Regions from separate parts of the Homo sapiens genome. Here all the other regions are linked to region 3. The links are chromatin contacts, found by Hi-C or POLR2A ChIA-PET in ENCODE. All regions are on one chromosome and are shown on one strand. The core of a region is the stretch at or near the end of the contact, and the rest is flanking DNA. Distances in the headings are between cores, read along the strand shown.

Region 1 (4,253 bases), core at 1,211-3,710, 980 kb after region 3:
TCCCTCTCCTCCTTCCAGATCTTCTCTTTGGAACTGATGGCTGAAGGACTGATGTCCAGTTGCAGTGAGAAATCCTGCCAGTCCTTTCAGGCCGACTCAGAGGACACCTCCTCCCAGAAGCCACCCTGATCCCTTCCCCTCCCTCCCACCTCCAGCCAGAAGTCCCTCCTGTGGACACGATTCGTTTCCTTGGGCTGTTATGACAAAGTACCACAAACTGGAGTGCTTAAACAACAGAACCTTTATTGTCTCACAGCTCTGGAGGGCGGAAGTCTGAGATCAAGGTGTGGGCAGGGTTGGTTTCTTCTGAGGCCTCTCTTCTGGGCTTGTAGAGGGCCGTCTTCTCCCCGTGCATCTGCACACGGTCTTCCCTCTGTGCATGCCTGCCGCCACTTCCCAATTTCCCCTTCATATAAAGACACTAGTCAGATTGGATTAGGCCTACCCTGAAAACCTCATTTAACTTAATGACTCAAGTATCTCCAAATAAGGTCACATTCTGCGGTACTAGGGGTTAGGACTCCAATCTTTTTGGGGGAGTAGGTGAAGGGGAAAGAGTGGGGCACAATTCCATGCAGAACAGGTTCTTGTTGCATTGCTATTATTATTATTTTTAGAGACAAGGTCTCACTGTATCACCCAGGCTGGAGTGCAGTGGTGCAATAATAGTTCACTGCAGTCTTGAACTCCTGGGCTCAAGTGATCCTCCCACCTCAGTCTCCCAAGTAGCTGGGACTACAGGTGCACCCACCATGATTGACTAACTTTTAAATATTTTTATAGAGATGGGGTCTCACTATGTTGCCCAGGCTGGTCTCAAACTTCTGGGCTCAAGCCATCCTCTTGCCTCAGCTTCCCAGTGTGCTGGGAGTACCGTGTGAGCCACCATGCCTGGCCCTGCATCATTATTTATGCTTCTTGGTGAATTATCATTATTTTTGTGTCCCAGGGAATGCAGATCCCTTGGGGCATCAGAGCCTAGATATAAGATATATTTGCGTTCTGTTGACCCTTAAGCTAAGTACCCACTCAAGAAATAATTGAATGAACAAGTAGTAAATACAAGTATTCATGAATGAATGTGGACCACTGCAAATAATGAGAGGTCTGGAATGTGCAACATGTTACTAGAAATAGACTTCAGCAGATGCTGTGGCTGTCGTGATAACCGTATGTGAATCTGTGGAAAGACTCCATCCAACCAAAAAAAAAAATCTTTCCCACTGGGACCTCAAATACCGTTGGCAAATGACGCTCCCTGCCGGATCTTTGCAGTTCCTGATTTTAATAATGGAATGGCCTCCTTCAGGAAGGAAGCATGGAGGGTGAGCGGGGAGGATGAAAGGAAGTCATAAGGACAGGTAGGGTCCTGCTGCATCGTCGTCTTTTAGGACAGGCTCTGACACTAACCAAGTCCTGCAATCCCAAATGCACTCTTTCCCCGTTTGCTGTCTTCCATCTGCAGAAACCGCTACTAAACATTAGGCTTGTTTTATTTTTCTTTGCTTCCATACAGGCTCTTGGTCAGTCATTGCTCAATATTTCTTTTTTTTTTTTTTTTTTTTTTTTTTTGAGACACGGTCTCACTTTGTCATCCAGGCTGGAGTGCAGTGGTGCAATCACAGCTCACTGCATCCTCAATCTCTTGGGCTCAGGCAAGGTTCCCACCTCAGCCTCCCTAGTAGCTGGGACTACAGGCACGTGCCACCACACCTGGCTAACTTTTTGATTTTTTTTAGAAACAGGGTCTTACTATGTTGCCCAGGCTGGTCTCAAACTCCTGGGCTCAAGCGATCCTTCCCTGTCAGCCTCCCAAAGCGCTGGAATTACAGGCATGAGCTGCTGCACCCAGCTAATATTTCTTTACCCTTATGGAGCTAACAAATCATGTTCCAGCCATTTCAGGATGAATGCTAAAACGGTGTTCAGATGGTAAAGTTGGACTTAATTCAGTGAGATTTAATAATAGACAATTTATGTCGATTTCCAAATAATACAAGTCAGTTCCAATATATCCCTTAAGAGACTTCCAGAACCCCATGGCGTCAGATGTGAAGAACAATCCCCACAGCTCTGCTGAGGCTGGGAGGGCGCTGGGGCTGTGGCGTCCTCCGCGCTGCCTTTCTTTCTGTTAGCTTGCATTCGCTTCTGCTCCTGAGGCTTCCTTTCCAATCTCAGCTGCGCGACAAAAGCTCAGTAGAGGCAAAAGCTCAGTAGAGGCCAGTTCAGTATTAGAAACAAGGGACGCTGGTCTGTTAATCTTTCTTCTCTATTAGTCCCCAAGGATCAGCTTTAGACACTGTGAAACCAGTGGGGCATTTCCATACAGGCTCCACACTCACAGCGCATCCATGGTACTGATGGTAGGAACAGAAGCCTCTGACGCTTTCCCCTGGCAGGTCCATCTTTCTGATCTAATCCTGGGGGTGCATCCATTGTCAGAGGTCTGGAGCAGCCCAACATCCTTTCTCTGGGGAAAAGAGCAAATGCATGCAATGCAATGTATTTACTTTTCAAAAAGAGGAAGTCTTCTTTGGGCCAAATGCCCTACCAATACAGTTAATTCTCAGTTATTTGCATTTGAATTACCTTGATGTTTTTGCATTTGAATTACCTTGATATTTTTGAAAATAGAGCACTGTACTTTTTTTAAGAGGCAGGGTCTTGTTCTGTTGCTCTGGCTGGAGTGCAATGGCAGGATCACAGCTCACTGCAGCCTCTACCTCCTGGGCCCAAGAGATTCTCCCGCCTCAGCATCCTGAGTAGCTGAGACTAAAGGCACGCCCCCGCCATGCCCAGCTAATTTTTAAATTTTTTGTAGAGACAGGGTCTCACTATGTTGCCCAAACTGATCTTGAACTCCTGGCTCAAGTGATTCTCCCTCCTCAACCTCTCAAAGCACTGGGATTTTAGGCGTGAGCCACTGCACCTGGACTTGCACTGGTACTCTTTATTGACTTCTTGGTAATTGTCCCCCATTACTAGTGGCTACATTAGTTCAGAAAGGATTTGCACAGAGGCCTGTTTTGAAACATGTGTGCTTTATTCTGGATCTAAGCTCAAGAAAGACCTGTGAAAATGAATGCCAAAGTCTCTCTCTGGGCCATGGCTTGATTGTGCCTACCCTCAGGGAGGAATGAGGGATGGCTGAGGATGGTGGGGTAGGGGCCCTGGGCCAAAAATCCCCAATCCCTGGGCCACAGACCAGCAGTATTGGTCTGCGGCCTGTTAGGAACCGGGCTGTGTGGCAGGAAGTGAGCGGTGAGCCAGAGAAGGAAGCTTCATCTGTATTCACAGTGGCCGGCTCCTCATCAGTTGCATTACTACCTTAGCTCTGCCTCCTGTCAGATCCACCCCAGCAAAGGAGATTAGGAGATTCTCATAGGAGCACAAACTGTATTGTAAACTGCGCATGTGAGGGATCTAGGCTGCAGGTTCCTTATGAGAATCCCATGCCTGATGATCTATCACTGTCTCTCATCATCCCCCAGACGGGACTGTCTGGTTGCAGGAAAACAAGCTCAAGACTCTCACTGATTCTACATTATGGTGAGTTGTATAATTATCTCATTGTATATTACAATGTAGTAATAATAGAAATAAAGTGCACAGTAAATGTAATGCGCTTAAATCATCCTGAAACCATCCCCCACCTGCTGCCCATCCATGATAAGATTGCCTTCCATGAAATCCGTCCTTAGTGCCAAAAAAGTTGGAGACCGCTACCCTGAGCAATCCTCAGTTTAGGTCTTCACCACGTGCCTCCTGGGATTTCAAAGCCTCACACACACATAAGCAAACATCCAAGGACTAGTGTCTACAGCCCATTGTTAACAGAAAAATTAAGAGACAGAACACAGTTTTTCTCTTTATTTATTATTTATTTATTTATTTTTTTTTGAGACAGAATTTTCACTCTGTCGCCCAGGCTGCAATGCAGTGGCGTGATCTCAGCTCACTGCAACCTCAGCCTCCTGGGTTCACGCAATTCTCCTGCCTCAGCCTCCAGAGTAGCTGGAACTAGAGGTGCGCGCCACCATGCCCAGCTGATTTCTTTTGTATTTTTAGTAGAGATGGGGTTTTACCATGTTGGCCAAGATGTTCTCGATCTCCTGACCTTGTGATCCACCCGCCTCGGCCTCCCAAAGTGCTGGGATTACAGGCATGAGCCACCACGCCCAGCCTCTCTTTATTTTTTAAGAGACAGAATCTCGTTATGTTACCCAGGCTGGAGTGCAATGGCACAATCATAG
Region 2 (4,567 bases), core at 1,671-4,170, 740 kb before region 3:
AAGTGAAGATATTAAAAAATGAAAAATATAACAGATAAAACAACACGAGTAATCACAAAATAATACTGCTGAAGAATAAAAACTGATGCAAAGAATAAAATCAGTGGAGGAATAATCCAGCTGAAGAATAAAAAATAATGCAAAGATCAGCAGCATTTATCACATATTCCTGAACATTAATAAAATACACATCAATAGTGATAAGTATTAAAAGCTAGTATCAGGTTTGAAAAAAATATAAATAATTAGCAATTCTACTGAAAATGAGAAAATAAAGGCCTATATATTTGTTAATAACAATAAACATGATTCAATTTTTGGAGAAGCAGTATCTAATGTTCAGAAGATCATCCGATATATATGAAGAGACCAATAATAGGATTTTTTTTATTTGCCAGAAACCATGGCAAAAGTTGATGGTATCCTGTTAGCACATTTATGCAAAACATAAATATCAATACCAAATAGTATAACATACTATTTTAGAGAATAAAATATAAAAACAAATAATAAAACTTACAGATGTTATAAATAAAACCACTTTGAATAAAGTTTTAAAAACTAATAATTTCTCAATTATTTTGGACATATGGACAGCAGATAACAATTGTTGATGTAATTATGGATTTCCAAAATGCAGATATTTCAATATGTGAACATTTATTAGGATTTTAACAAGTAGATGACACCCCGCTGGAAAAGAATCATATATATGTGTAAGAGACTACTCATAAAAAATTAAAATTAAAAATATATAATATATATGGGGCCAGGGATACATGCCCTTAAATATGTCTGACAAGCACAAACAGAAAATTCTCAAAAATAAAAATTCTAAACTAGGTTGTGAACAATAGAACGAAAATATCTTAATAGCACTGAAAATGTTTATTTCATCCAAGAATTATACAACTGCTTTTTTGTTTCGATGAAACACTATAGTTAACACTATAGTTAACTGAATGCATAGTTGCCAAGCATAATTTTTAAATCATAATCAAATATGACTTTGCAAAAATAACTTGTCACTAAAAATCCATTTGAAGGAAGAACACAATGCTCTCTTGGAAATTACTGATGATAATAGTAAATAAACACATTATAGAACTTGAACCAAAGCCCCTGCAAAATATTCCCTTTTACATTTTTCGTTTTTTTGAGACAGAGTTTCGCTCTTGTCGCCCAGGCTGGAGTACAATGGCACAATCTTGCTCACTGCAAACTTTGCCTCCCAGGTTCAAGCGATTCTCCTGCCTCAGCCTCCCAAGTAGCTGGGATTACAGGTGCCCACTGCCACGTCCGGCTAATTTTTGTATTTTTAATAGTGACAGGGTTTCACCACGTTGGCCAAGCTGGTCTCGAACTTCTGACCTCAGGTGATCCTCCCACCTCAGCCTCCCAAAGTGCTGGGATTACACGCCTGAGCCACTGTGCGCCCTGCTCCCTTTTACATTTTTCTCATGCCGATTGTGACACGATGCTTTCAGTAAAAATTAATGATACAAGCAAAATGATGCAGAAACCAAGATTAAATTTACAAAATTGAAAAGCCTCAAAAGAATTCTGAATAAATTACATTGCCAAAGAAACTCCATCAAAACCTTCAGGTCCAAGCAAACATCAAAAATTCCATCAAAACCATCAGGACCAGGAAACAGGACGTAAGAAGAGTGGCCAATGAGCCAATAAGTAAAACCAAAAGGTTATATATACATAGAAAGCAAGGAAAAGAAAATATCACCAAGGACCGAGTGATGAACTACGTCAAATGCTGAGTCAAGTAAAATGAAGACTAAGCTGACACTGGATTTGGCAACATGGAGGTAGGTCATTTGTAACCTGAAGAACGGCAACAATTTCAGTAGAATGATCGAGGTAAATATCTGACTTACCGTTCAAAAGAGAGGAAGTAGGAACAATGAATTGAATATAAGCACTGTAGAGAAATTTTACTATAAAAGGGAGTAAAGAAATACAGTATTACTAGAAGAAAACATGGTCAAGAGGAAAGTTCGATGGAAAAAAGAACAAGTGTATATGCTGTTATGGATTGCATTGTGTCCTCTCTCCCCAAAAAAGTGTGAGGGAGGGAGGGAGGGAGGGAGGGAGGGAGGAAGGGAAGAGGGGAAGGAAGGAAGGGAGGGAGGGAGGGAGGCAGGCAGGCAGGCAGGCAGGCAACGCTCACTTGGTGCAAAAAAAAAGAACCTGACAAATGCTCCGATGAAGTTCACATAAATACAAAAATAGTCACACGCAATGAATACTCGTATTAGCAAGCAAATATTTAAGGACTTTACATATTTAATTCATTTATCCCTCCTAACAATGCTAGGAAGTGGATGTCAGCATTACTTCGCCCAAGTGCATCCGTCCCTTTCCGCCACCACGACAAATGTTTTCTGGTTTCATCCTTCAAGGATTAACTTACATTCATTTCAAATCCTTTAATGATAAAGTGTACAAAATAGAGGAGAGCGGCAGGGGTTGGCAGGGGACGTAGGGAAAGGATGATTTGCCTTCGATCCTACATCCTGCATAAAAAGCAGCACAACCGCCACGGAGGCAGCCAGGCAGCGGGAAAACTAAGTGCAAAGCCAGGACTCTCCCGAAACCCTCAGGTCCTGCTAAGGGAGCCGCTCCCGAGGCTCCCCGCCCTGTGTACCTGCTGAGACTGTGGGAAGTCGGGTGACTGGGCGGTTTGGCCTTGCTGGCTCTAAGGTGAAAAACTATTTGCCTGAGGAAGATGACAATTCCGAGCCTGCCAGACTTCCTTCGAGACGGAAGCCTGAAAACTCCTCAGACTCCAGCACCTCCCTTTTACAAACTGACGTTTGTGCTGAAAGAAAAGGCCCGGCCTCTGCGCCCCCGGGCGGCAGCAAAGACCGCCGGGCACCCGCCGCCGGCGCCGGATGGGGCCGTTGAAGCCACGTCCCAGGCGCCCGACGCCACGACGCCTTGGCGCCGCCGGCGTCGCTGACGCTGCGAGCGTGAGCTGCGCGCCGAGAGCGGAAGAGGAGACGCAGTTTGGCGGCTGTGGGGATTTGCCGGAAGGTTAATAATGTCCATGGGCACATCGGCCTCCTCCTTTCTTATTCTCTCCCAAGTGTAATTCCAGGACGCCCCCTGAGCGCAGATTCATCCAGGCATTTGGCCTAGAGGCCCGCGGAGGAGAAATAAAGTACAGGCCTGGTAGGACCTTTGAGAACCTGGGCTTCAGCTACAAAACCAGAGCCCCAGTCCTTCATCTGCTGTCTCCTCAAGCTCTTTTCAGTGTATTGTGGAGTTCATTACCACTCTAAGCTCGCACGGAAGTGTACACCAGCTTCGTGATCTTAAAAGCAAAACAAAATCAAATGGACTAGGAATTAACTTGAAGCAGAGTTGTGACACTTAAGTGGTTTCTTGCCATCAGTTTCCACGCACTGCTTTAAGATGCAATTTTACAAGGTAGAGTTTTTTAGATAATTTGACCTCAAGAAATATATTAATTTTGTCTTTAAGTTGAACGAAGTAAAATGTTTTTAATATTTTAAAATATTAATTGATACAATTTAACTGTTAATAATGCCTGTGTGTAAATGAAAGGAATAGGAAAGATGGAACTAAAACTAAAAACCAGGAGGTTTAAAGGAGACCTTAGATTTGACTTAGTAGATTTCAACTATTTTCTAAAACTCTGAAAATTCATTATATCTAATTATTTCTAATTTTCCAGTAAAATCTGAATGCCTCACAAGAGATTCCTGAAAATTTATCAGCTCCCAAGAGCTGGTGTAGGCTAGCTCCATCACACCACTAGGAGTTACCATTGGGGTTGCCTGGAAAGGGAAAACAACACATCTTCTGGTGTACCAGAAATGTTCTGTCTTCTGCTCTTTCTGGGTGTGTTCAAAAATTCATGAAGGCAGGCTGGGCGTGGTGGCTCGCACCTGTAATCCCAGCACTTTGGGAGCCTGAGGCAGTGCATCACTCGAGGTCAGGAGTTCGAGACTAGCCTGGCCAACATGGTGAAACCCCATCTCTACTAAAAATACAAAAATTAGCCGGGCGTGATGGCGGGTGCCTGTAATCCCAGCTACTTAGGAGGCTGAGGCAGGAGAATCACTTGAACCCAGGAGGTGGAGGTTGCAGTGAGCCGAGATTGTGCCATTGCGCTCCAGCCTGGGCAACAGAGCGAGACTCCATCTAAAAAAGAAAAAAAAAAAAAAACATGAAGGCATATGCTTATTTATGCACTTTTCAGTATGTGTGTTTTATGTCAGTAACAAAGAAAATGTACATATAAATGATCAGATTTATTAAGCTTTCCACCAACAATTTTTTATTTTTTAAAGTTGGCAATAAAATTAAGAAAGTAGTTTAGAAAGAATTGAATTGCTAAATTCCAAATCTCCCAAAACCGTTGTAAATGAAAGGGATAGGAAAGATAGAACTAAAAGTCAGGAGAGATTAAAGAAGACCTTAGATTTGACAAAGCCAATTTCAGTTATTTTCTAGAACCCTGAAAATAGATTACATCTAGTCATTTCTAATTTTGTTGGTAAAATCTTAACGGTCAAGTTGTCAA
Region 3 (4,370 bases), core at 571-3,070:
TTCTGGCATCGTTATTAATAGCTCTCCTTTTCACTCTCATCGGTGTCCAGGTTTAGACAATAAATTATATGGTTACTCTAACTTTTCATCTGAGACAAGGCACATTCTTTGGTTTATACTGACACCTGTAGGCATACAAAATGGCTTGGGAGAAATGGAAAAGTGGAAGGCTCTCCCTTTCCTCAGTCTCTGGGATTGCCTCCAGACTCTGCTGAGAACCCCAATTATTTGGTGTGATTCTAGAAAGGGGCAATGGAGGGGGAAGATTTCTCCTTGAGGCTGCTACACACTCTGCCACCATAAATGTCCAGGGTTCTACAAACACTTAATACTCCAGAAAGGATGTTTTGACCACTCCTGTTGGTGACAGGAGTCACCATCAGTTTCAGGTCAAACTATGAGACCCCATGGCTGCGTGAGCTTTGTAGATGTTCTCTGGATGGGAGATACAGCCATGCATGGCCCGCCCTTGGGGATCAGCAGTTGTCTGCAAAATGCAGGAAAAGCATCATGTGGACGACATAGGACTACGAGCCAGGGGATTTTCACAGCTGGAGAGGCTTACAAGGAGGCTCGAGCTGGTCAGTTTCAAGGTTTCTGGGCCTGCGTGTTGGAAATTAGGTCACCCTTAGTCTGCCTTGACAAAGAAGACACAGGACATTGGAGGGTGATGTGAGATGCAGTACACGAGGGTCTTACCCTCTCATCTCCCCCGGGTTCCATCACGACACCTGGACTCCAATCTGAACATCAGAAACAATACAAAGCACTTTTAAAAAATTAAATTCAGAGGTCGGGACAGCTTGGGCAGGACTAATTTGTGTGCTTGGCTGTCACAGTGATGGATTTGAGACAGATTAACCCTTGGGCTCCTGGGCCCAGCAGCCTGGGATTGGGTGGGGGGGTGCATTTTCCCTGCATGAAATTACCTTTGTGTAGGGCCCTCTGTCCCAGCAGATGCTGCTCCCTTCTGTTCCCTCACACCCCTGGGCCAACTGTTGTAAACCCCAGAAGAGTGAAAAGAAGCAATTGCCAAGATAAGAAAGCAGGCTTGCAACTGTGTTTGTCCTACTCCGAGTCATTCGGGGTAGGAAAGGGAAACACAGGATGTCTGACTTCCAGGTATTCTTGTAGGTTTTTACGGGGGCTTTTGTTTTTGTCTTTTCTTATTCTTATATTTTTTTAAGACAGCCCTGTGTGGTGAAGTCTCTAGTAAGATAGAAACCTAGGGCTTCACCAGTTCCCTCTGAAAAGGGTTTGAACTGGATTCTCTCAGACTCCCTGTGAGAAAATCCCAGCCATGCCCCCTGACCCTTGTCTTGGGGCTGTGGGGGCTGGGCTGGCTGCCTTCTGGCTGACACTCTCGGAGCAAGCAGACCATAATGAGTCAATTCTCTGCTGTCTGCTATTTAAAACAACGGGTTCCTTCCTGTTTCCTACGCGCTGACTGAGGCGTCTTCTGTGTTAGAAAAAAAAAAGAAACTCAGGAATAAAGTGCCTCCTCTCACAATGAATGGGCTACACATTTCGGCCCGCAGTGACACAAAAGCTCCTAACTGTTTCATCTGTACAGATGGCTCTCATTTGGTGTTGGTGGCATGACTCTGTGAGGTAATTTCCCACATACTTGGTCCATTTAACTGGAGGAGGGTAAAAACCTCCTCTAAGCCAAGTTAGAATCCTCCAAGAAATAGAATTGCTCTTAGCCCTGAGTGTGAAATTTTTGCAGAAGTCCCTGAATTGCAGATGTTCCCTCCAAGAGGGAAGGAGGGAGAGTGCGCAATCTCCCTGGTCTGAAGTGAGAACGGCCTATGCTCTCACTCTTTGTTCCCCTCCCCAGGGAAATCCAGTTACCCACTGGGAGTGAGCTGCCCCCTAACCCCGCATGACCCTGTTCCCCGGGAGGGGCAGCCTGGGGAGTGACAGGCATGACCTCGATGGTGGGCCAGGGGCCTCCTCAGGTGAGTCTTGACCTAACTTTGGCTCTTTCTCTATTTCTCAAACTAAGTGGGAGGGATGTTCAGAGGGAAGCCAGGTTCCCTTGGTTATGCAACACTTGAGTTGCAAATTTCAGTAGCAATATAGAAGGCAAAGCAGTTCTGGCTTTCTTAGCGACACCACCCAGCTTCCGGGTCCAGAGGGACACTAAGATGATTATCTCTCTGTGTGCACAGCTCGGTGACGCTGGGGGCCCAGGCTTCCTGGGGGAGACAGACCAGCCTTAAGAATGCTCAGGAATTGCTGGGACGTTGGTTCATTCACTCATGCAGCAAATGTACTGGTCCCTGGCACCAGCTGCAGATGCAGAAGATGAGCACGTCATGGCTCCCTCCTGCAAGAGCTGTCAGTTTTTGGATGGTGGGAATGTAAGAGACACATCAGGGAAGCAGGTTTCATGGAGGAGGTGCTGTTGGGCCAGGTCCTGAAGAGAAGGGCTAGGACTATGTTAGGCTGAAAGGGAGGATGACATTCCCAACAGAGGGAATAATAGGAGGAAAAGCACAGAAGACATATACATGTGGTATGTTTAATAAATGTAACAAGCATCAGTGTCATGTCTCAAGTGCAAATGTTGGCACTCTGTCAGGGACTGCACGTGTGAATAACTAGATGGGCGTGGCCAGAGTATGGTGTATATGTATGTGTGTGTGTGTGTGTGTACATGTGTGTGTATGCGTGTAGCAGGAGGCCTGTGAAGGGGTATAGGACCAGAGGCTTGAAAAGACATGCTAGAATCAGACTGAGAAAAGTCTGTTAGCAAAAGGAAGCCCAAAAAGAAGCTTTAAAAAGCTCAAGATCTACAAGAGTTGGTTGGTTCGAATGAGATAATCAGGCTTGTATCTTCAAGTGCTCATCCTGGATAACATCTGGGGAAGGGGTTGGGAGGGTGCAGTGGGCAGGAGGCTAAGGACTAAGTAGGAGTACTGGAGATGGGGACACCCCCTTTGTGCTTGGGGGTGGCATGGGGAAGGGGAGGAGGCCCCCGCTGGAGTGGCAGGAACGATATTGGAGCACTTACTGAGGTGCTGAACTTTGGAGCAGCTCATCCAGGGAAAGAAAGTGAGTTCATTGTTGTGAATTTGGGCTTCCAGAGGGACAGCAGGACCAAGCCCATATTGCAGGGCTGTCAGGCTTTGCAAACCCACGGATAGGCATGTAGAACCCCCGAGACAGGGAAAGATCCTGCATGAATGAGAGGAAGGCCAGGAAGGAAGCGGAGATGGAAGAGATCAGTGCCTAGGGCCCAGCAGGAAAACAGGTGGCCAACCAGAGAGCTGGAATGGGGAGCAGAGGGATGGGGGAGCCTGGGGTCTGCAGCAGTGAGAGGTGGGCACAGAGCCAGCCTGGGGGGTGAATGGCACAGGACACTAGAGAGGCAGGACGGGCCTCATGACTACTGCCACACATTCCTTCTGCCTCTTGGCTTGGGTTTGGAGAGACAAGACTCAAGAGCTGGTGGAGGTTGGCAGTGTGGAAGGCAGAGGCTTGGAGACCAAATTGGGATGAGGAGAGAGACATGGGTTCCCTGACACCCTCACCCAAACTCAAACCCCAAGGCCAGCTCCACAGCCCATGCCTGAGCTTCAGCTCCTGAATTCAGGAGGAATTAATGTTCTCAATGCCAATATGGAGTGCCCCCAGGTACCAGCTGAGGCTGTTCTAGGGCAGCTTTGTCAGAGATGCCTACATTTTCTTGGTACCATTCCCATAAGAATGTTGGGTACTTCCTGCTGTGACCCTCTCAAAGCACAGGGCTTTCCTTTTTTCAGTAGGTTTTGACTTAAAGCCAAGGAAATCCTCGTCGAAAGGCCCTCTTGACCACTTACTGGCCACAGGACCTTGAGCAACTCAATAACCTTCTCCAAGCCTCTTGGAGTTGCTGTGAGTGAGTGAGCTAACATCCATGGCACTCCACACTGCCCCAGTCCACATGACCCCATGAGGGCAGGCATTGTCCTTGGTTTCATTCTGTCATGTGACCAATGGTTACAACAGTGTCTGACACATAGGAAATGCTTCGAAACATATCTGATGAACAAATGAATGAATGGAGCATCCTTTCATTCATGAAATTACCTTTGTGTGGGGACCTCTGCCCCAGCAGATACCTAGTATTCTTCTGGCACTCAGGAAAAGTGGAATAAATGTGCATTTCCTTTCTTCCTTATTTTTTTTCAGCCCCATTTGCTTCCCTTTACCCCACACCTTTCTGTCATCTTGGTCTCATTTTTACTGCCTTCCTCCTCACCCTTCCCAACTCACCTCTCATCGTCTCTCACTCTCACTTTTATAAAAAGAGGAGCAAACAGTGGCTTGGTCACACTCTTAGTATTCTCTCACAAACACTTTTTATTCTTTATATGACCAGT
Region 4 (4,249 bases), core at 706-3,205, 610 kb after region 3:
TGTCCTCAACTCCTTCACATCTTGGATCATATTTCCCCCTGTATTCTATTTTTATTTATTTTTTTAAGAGACAGGGTCTTGCTGTATCACCCAGGCTGGAGTGCAGTGGTGCAATCATAGCTCACTGCAGCCTCACACTCCTGGGCTCAAGCCATTCTCCCGCCTCAGCCTCCCGTGTAGCTGAGACTACAGACATGCACCACCACCCCTGGGTACTTTTTTAATTTTTGTAGAGATGGGGTCTTGCTATGTTGTCGAGGCTGGTCTTGAACTTCTGAGCACGGCCTCCCAAAGTGCTGGGATTACAGGTAAGCACAATGACGCCTGGCCATATTTCCTCTTCTTAAGGCAAAATGCCCCCCAGCCCTCCTGGTCTCCATCACCCTGTTGCCTATTTTTTCACAGTGTCATTCATTTTTTAACTTCCAAATTTACTCATTTATTATATTCATTGTCTGTCTTCTTCCACTAGAATGTGAATTCCCCAGGGACAGAAACATCTTTGTCTTGCTTACAGAAACATCCCCCATGCCAGGTAGCACTGGTTGAGTAAACGTTTGACTTGGAGGTATTTGTTCCAGCAGGCTGGATGCAGAAATGACGGTTCTCAGTTCCAGACTGTGGCTGCTCCAAGATATCCAGTGTTCCATTCATGTTGGAACAAGACCCTGATGGGAACTACAAATGCCCACATCAGTGTCTGGGCTTCTGGGAGAGGGGCTGGAAATGGTAGACAGGGAGTCTGGCTCCAGCTAAGCCAGCAGAGAGTTGTTTCAGCAAATCGGAGGCAGAACGCCACTCCTATAGGCTGCAGGGATGGGGTGGGTTGGGGTGGAGTGAGGGCTTCAGGACTGGCGGGAAAACATAAGCCAGGGTTCGGGGGTAGCAAGGCTCATGCTGAACCCCTGCACTGCCCACGATAGGTGACCTCAAGTCTTGCCCATCCTGCTCAAGATGGGCCTAGCACTCAGCAAGGAACCCTAGGATACCCCAGGTTAAGGTCTTCGGGGCTCTCTAGGAAGAGTCAGGGCACAGGGTGCCAAACCAGTTACATAATCTGTAGGGCCCAGTGCAAAATGAAAATATGGCGCTCCTTGTCTAAAAGTGATTGCGAATTTTAAGATGACAAAAGCAGGGCATTAAACCAAGTGCAGGGCCCTCCCGAGCCCAGGGCATGTGTGACTGCATAGGTCACATGCCCACGAAGCTACGCCTGCTCAGGACTGACGGCACTGATGGCTTTTCAGAGATATTCCTGCTGGCCAGGCACAGTGGCTCACGCCTGTAATCCCAACACTTTGAAAGGCCGAGGTGGGCGGATCACCTGAAGTTAGGAGTTTGAGACCAGCCTGGCCAACATGGTGAAACCCCATCTCTACTAAAAATACAAAAATTGGCCGGGCGTGGTGGCACATGCCTGTAATCCCAGCTACTTGGGAGGCTGAGGCTAAGGCAGGAGAATCGCTTGAACCTGGGAGGAGGAGGCTGCAATGGCTGAGATTGTGCTACTGCACTCCAGCCTGGGTGACAGAGCAAGACTGTCAAAAAAAAAGAGAGAGAGATTCCTGCCAGAAAATTTCTCATAATAAATCCAGCTCACTTATGCCCAAGATGTGCAACATAAGGAAACAAGGAAAGAAGCCCTGGGGTGTAGCGGGAAACAATCTCAGAGAAAACCTAAAGGCACCCAAAACTGAAACCCTGCAACTAGCAAAAGGACCTGATGTGTTGCAGGATGGGGACAGCTGGGAGCAGGGGCAGAACGGTGACATCAAACAACCAAGGTGGCCTCTGGGGCTGTGTTCATGTCCATGGGAAATGAGCCACCAAGAGTCCAGCACATTCTTCATTCCAAAAGTGGTCAGTGACCAGCAAGAGGTAAGCAGAGAAGTGGAAGCAGGAAACTGCAGTTAGAAAAAACAAAGCTGGGTTGAGTCACACGGTTGTGGCTTGAAGTGCTGGGAAGCCCAGGGCCTTTCCCCTTGAGTCAGCTGAAGGGGTACACGTTGCTACCATGACCTTACTAACAACACTCAGTAGGTGTCTACAAAGAAAAGCCGATGCTGAGCCAGGTACCACCACCTTTCATTTGGATGGCACCTTACAGTTTAGAAAGTGCTTTGATATGCATAATGACTTCAGTTGATTCTCTCAATAACCCTATTAGGTTAGCAGAGTATCATTGTCCCCAGATAGGTGGACTGACTCGCCCAAGGTTGTTGGCAAAATCCATTCAAGTCCAGCACTTTTTTCTTCTCTTCCATAATGCTCCTGTCACTGGTGCCTGCCATCATCCCGGAGTTCATGGCCCGAGACTGGCAAACGCCGGCCAGGGCGTTACAAGCATCCATGTTGACTAATTGCACCCAACATCCCAATATCTTGCCAGTGGTACAAAAGGAATAGGTGAGCTGCTGGGCTGTGCAGCACCTACCACATCCTCCAGAAAAGGTAGACGGTCAGAGAGATTGGGCATTTCTTTCATACAAACATCACAGGAGCTGCTTTTGGGAATCGTCTGTTAAATGTGAGCTGCAGATTAGACCAAGATGAACAGAGGGTTGTGATCCTGAGTGACTTAGTATTTTGAAGCAGCCTGTTAACCTTTTATCAGAAGGATTCCTTCAAAGCATTAGTTTACGGCACTAAAATGTGGGCAGATTATTTGCCAAATCACATTGTTATGCACAGCTAACTAACTGCTTTGCAAAAACTGGTACCTGTGGATGCACAGTCAATGGCTTTGAGTCAAATATGTCAATCATTAACATTTTCTCTAAAAATTAACAAGTGCAATTAGCATGTATCAATGAAATAATTGCTTGAGTTCACTATTTTTTTAAGCTGAATCTCCATTTGAGTCACACAAAAAGAAAATGAATCTTAAAATCATTTCCATTTTAGCAGAGGCACATGTTAAAAACAGCTGAACTTATTTTTCCCTCCTCAATTTCTGCAAAATTCACTCCCAGGTTTACTTACTGTGCCAAGTTTCAGAGCTGAGCAAATTTTTATGGTCTAGTTATAAACCCTAGAAAAACAAGGTTTATAGGAAATGTTGACACAACCTTAACTAAAGTGGTGCTAGCTGACACCTCTATATTTTCAATTTGGGGATTTCTACTGGGAAAGTATAAACGCTAATTCAGCAAAGGAAGCCAACTATAATAAAAATGTTGTAGTCTTCCTGTTCACCCCATGAAGTTCTACTTCAAAAGATGCCAGTGCAACGTGGAGGTGAGTTAGAGTTAGAATGATCAGCATGGAGAGCACCTGCAAATCGCTCAGCCTCCTGGTTACCTATAAACTTCGCCTGGGAATGCATGACCTCACCATGAGTCACGGCTGCCCACAGCAGTGCAGTCGGAGAGACGGCGGAAGATGTCAGGTCTTTACGCAAAGGTGTCTACTAGTCTCTCCCTGCACACCTTCTAATCTATCCTAAATGGAAACCCAAGTTGATTTTTCACAGGCCAGTAAAGCGAGCCACTGAGACACTGAGAAGCTAAGAAGATGGGAGTGAAGGCACGCCATGGAAGGTTGACTTTGAGTGCGGTGGGCTCAGACTGTGGTAGTAGTGGGGCACCAGGTGTAAGGGCACACTGAGACATCGGGAGGCAGGACCAACAACAATGAGGATTTCCCCCATCCTGCTAAGCTGCCCAGATGAGAAGCACATGTGTTCAATATTTAGGCTTTAATTTTTTCCCCTCTGAAACAGGAGGAGGTGGGAGAAGGGGTAGCTTTGATTCAGGTCCAGAGATAAAGACTGACTGACACACACACGGACCATAATAGGGGACAAAGTGAGTTAAGCGGAAGTAAATGTTTTAAAATCCTCAGCTAGATAGACTAAACAGCACTGGCCCGGGAGTCAGGAGACGCAGCTGTCTGTCTGTCCGGGCGTTCCCACTTATGAACTGAGACTCCAGGCGGTCTGAGTGGCCTCCCCACGTCCTGTCCCAATTTCGTCACTGGTGAAATGGAGTTCAGCCTCTGTTATGGGACAGCGGTGAGGAATAAGTAGAGTTATGTCCCTGGAAGTGGTTTGTGAATTGTAAATTGAAAGGCAAATGGGAGTATTACTTTGTATTGATTGCATTTCTACTTTGGAAAACTATGTTCAGAAAATGGAAATATTTTCTTTTTTTTATTTTACTTTAAGTTCTGGGATACATGTGCTGAATGTGCATGTTTGTTGCATAGGTATACATGTACCATACCATTCAGGACATAAGCATGGGCAAAG

The links. A loop is a pair of places that touch in the nucleus more often than their neighbours do. ChIA-PET counts read pairs that join two places held with the same protein, here RNA polymerase II (POLR2A). Pooled maps may share reads with other maps.
Region 1: a loop to region 3 is called in a map with no recorded cell type, with 4 times the contacts of the local background. The contact joins the promoter of LINC02644 here to the promoter of MACORIS in region 3. A Hi-C loop is called at or near these places in 2 of 168 maps with a recorded cell type or tissue (GM12878 and endothelial cell of umbilical vein), 10 of 37 single-sample maps with no recorded cell type and 10 of 50 pooled maps.
Region 2: a map with no recorded cell type shows a loop between it and region 3 (18-fold over the local background). The contact joins the promoter of CCDC7 here to the promoter of MACORIS in region 3. A Hi-C loop is called at or near these places in 2 of 37 single-sample maps with no recorded cell type and 2 of 50 pooled maps.
Region 4: a pooled map shows a loop between it and region 3 (9-fold over the local background). The contact joins the enhancer-like site here to the promoter of MACORIS in region 3. A Hi-C loop is called at or near these places in 1 of 37 single-sample maps with no recorded cell type and 7 of 50 pooled maps. POLR2A ChIA-PET finds 5 or more read pairs at or near these places in 3 of 52 experiments (BJ, activated B cell and activated CD4-positive, alpha-beta T cell).

The regions. Positions count from the first base shown.
Region 1 is chr10:30,721,426-30,725,678 of GRCh38, reverse strand. It overlaps LINC02644 (long intergenic non-protein coding RNA 2644), which reads right to left and starts at 2,460. Exons shown (of 2, transcript NR_134497.1): 1 at 2,343-2,460; 2 at 1,939-2,260.
Region 2 is chr10:32,444,493-32,449,059 of GRCh38, reverse strand. CCDC7 (coiled-coil domain containing 7) reads right to left here and starts at 2,920. Exons shown (of 44, transcript NM_001395015.1): 1 at 2,663-2,920. It overlaps LOC101929431 (a long non-coding RNA gene), which reads left to right and starts at 3,004. Exons shown (of 3, transcript NR_120660.1): 1 at 3,004-3,447. RefSeq lists a silencer at 2,750-2,979 and an enhancer at 3,050-3,369.
Region 3 is chr10:31,704,897-31,709,266 of GRCh38, reverse strand. It overlaps MACORIS (macrophage enriched lincRNA repressor of IFN-gamma signaling), which reads left to right and starts at 1,820. Exons shown (of 2, transcript NR_184023.1): 1 at 1,820-1,961. RefSeq lists an enhancer at 1,382-1,571.
Region 4 is chr10:31,098,942-31,103,190 of GRCh38, reverse strand. All of the region lies in intron 1 of LOC105376481 (a long non-coding RNA gene), which reads right to left. Among named protein-coding and RNA genes, the nearest start is that of ZNF438, 69 kb to the right of the region's middle. RefSeq lists an enhancer at 1,795-1,854. Within about 2 kb of position 1,955, at least 3 of the 41 ENCODE cell types and tissues checked have a DNase peak (open chromatin) inside an H3K27ac peak, as active enhancers do.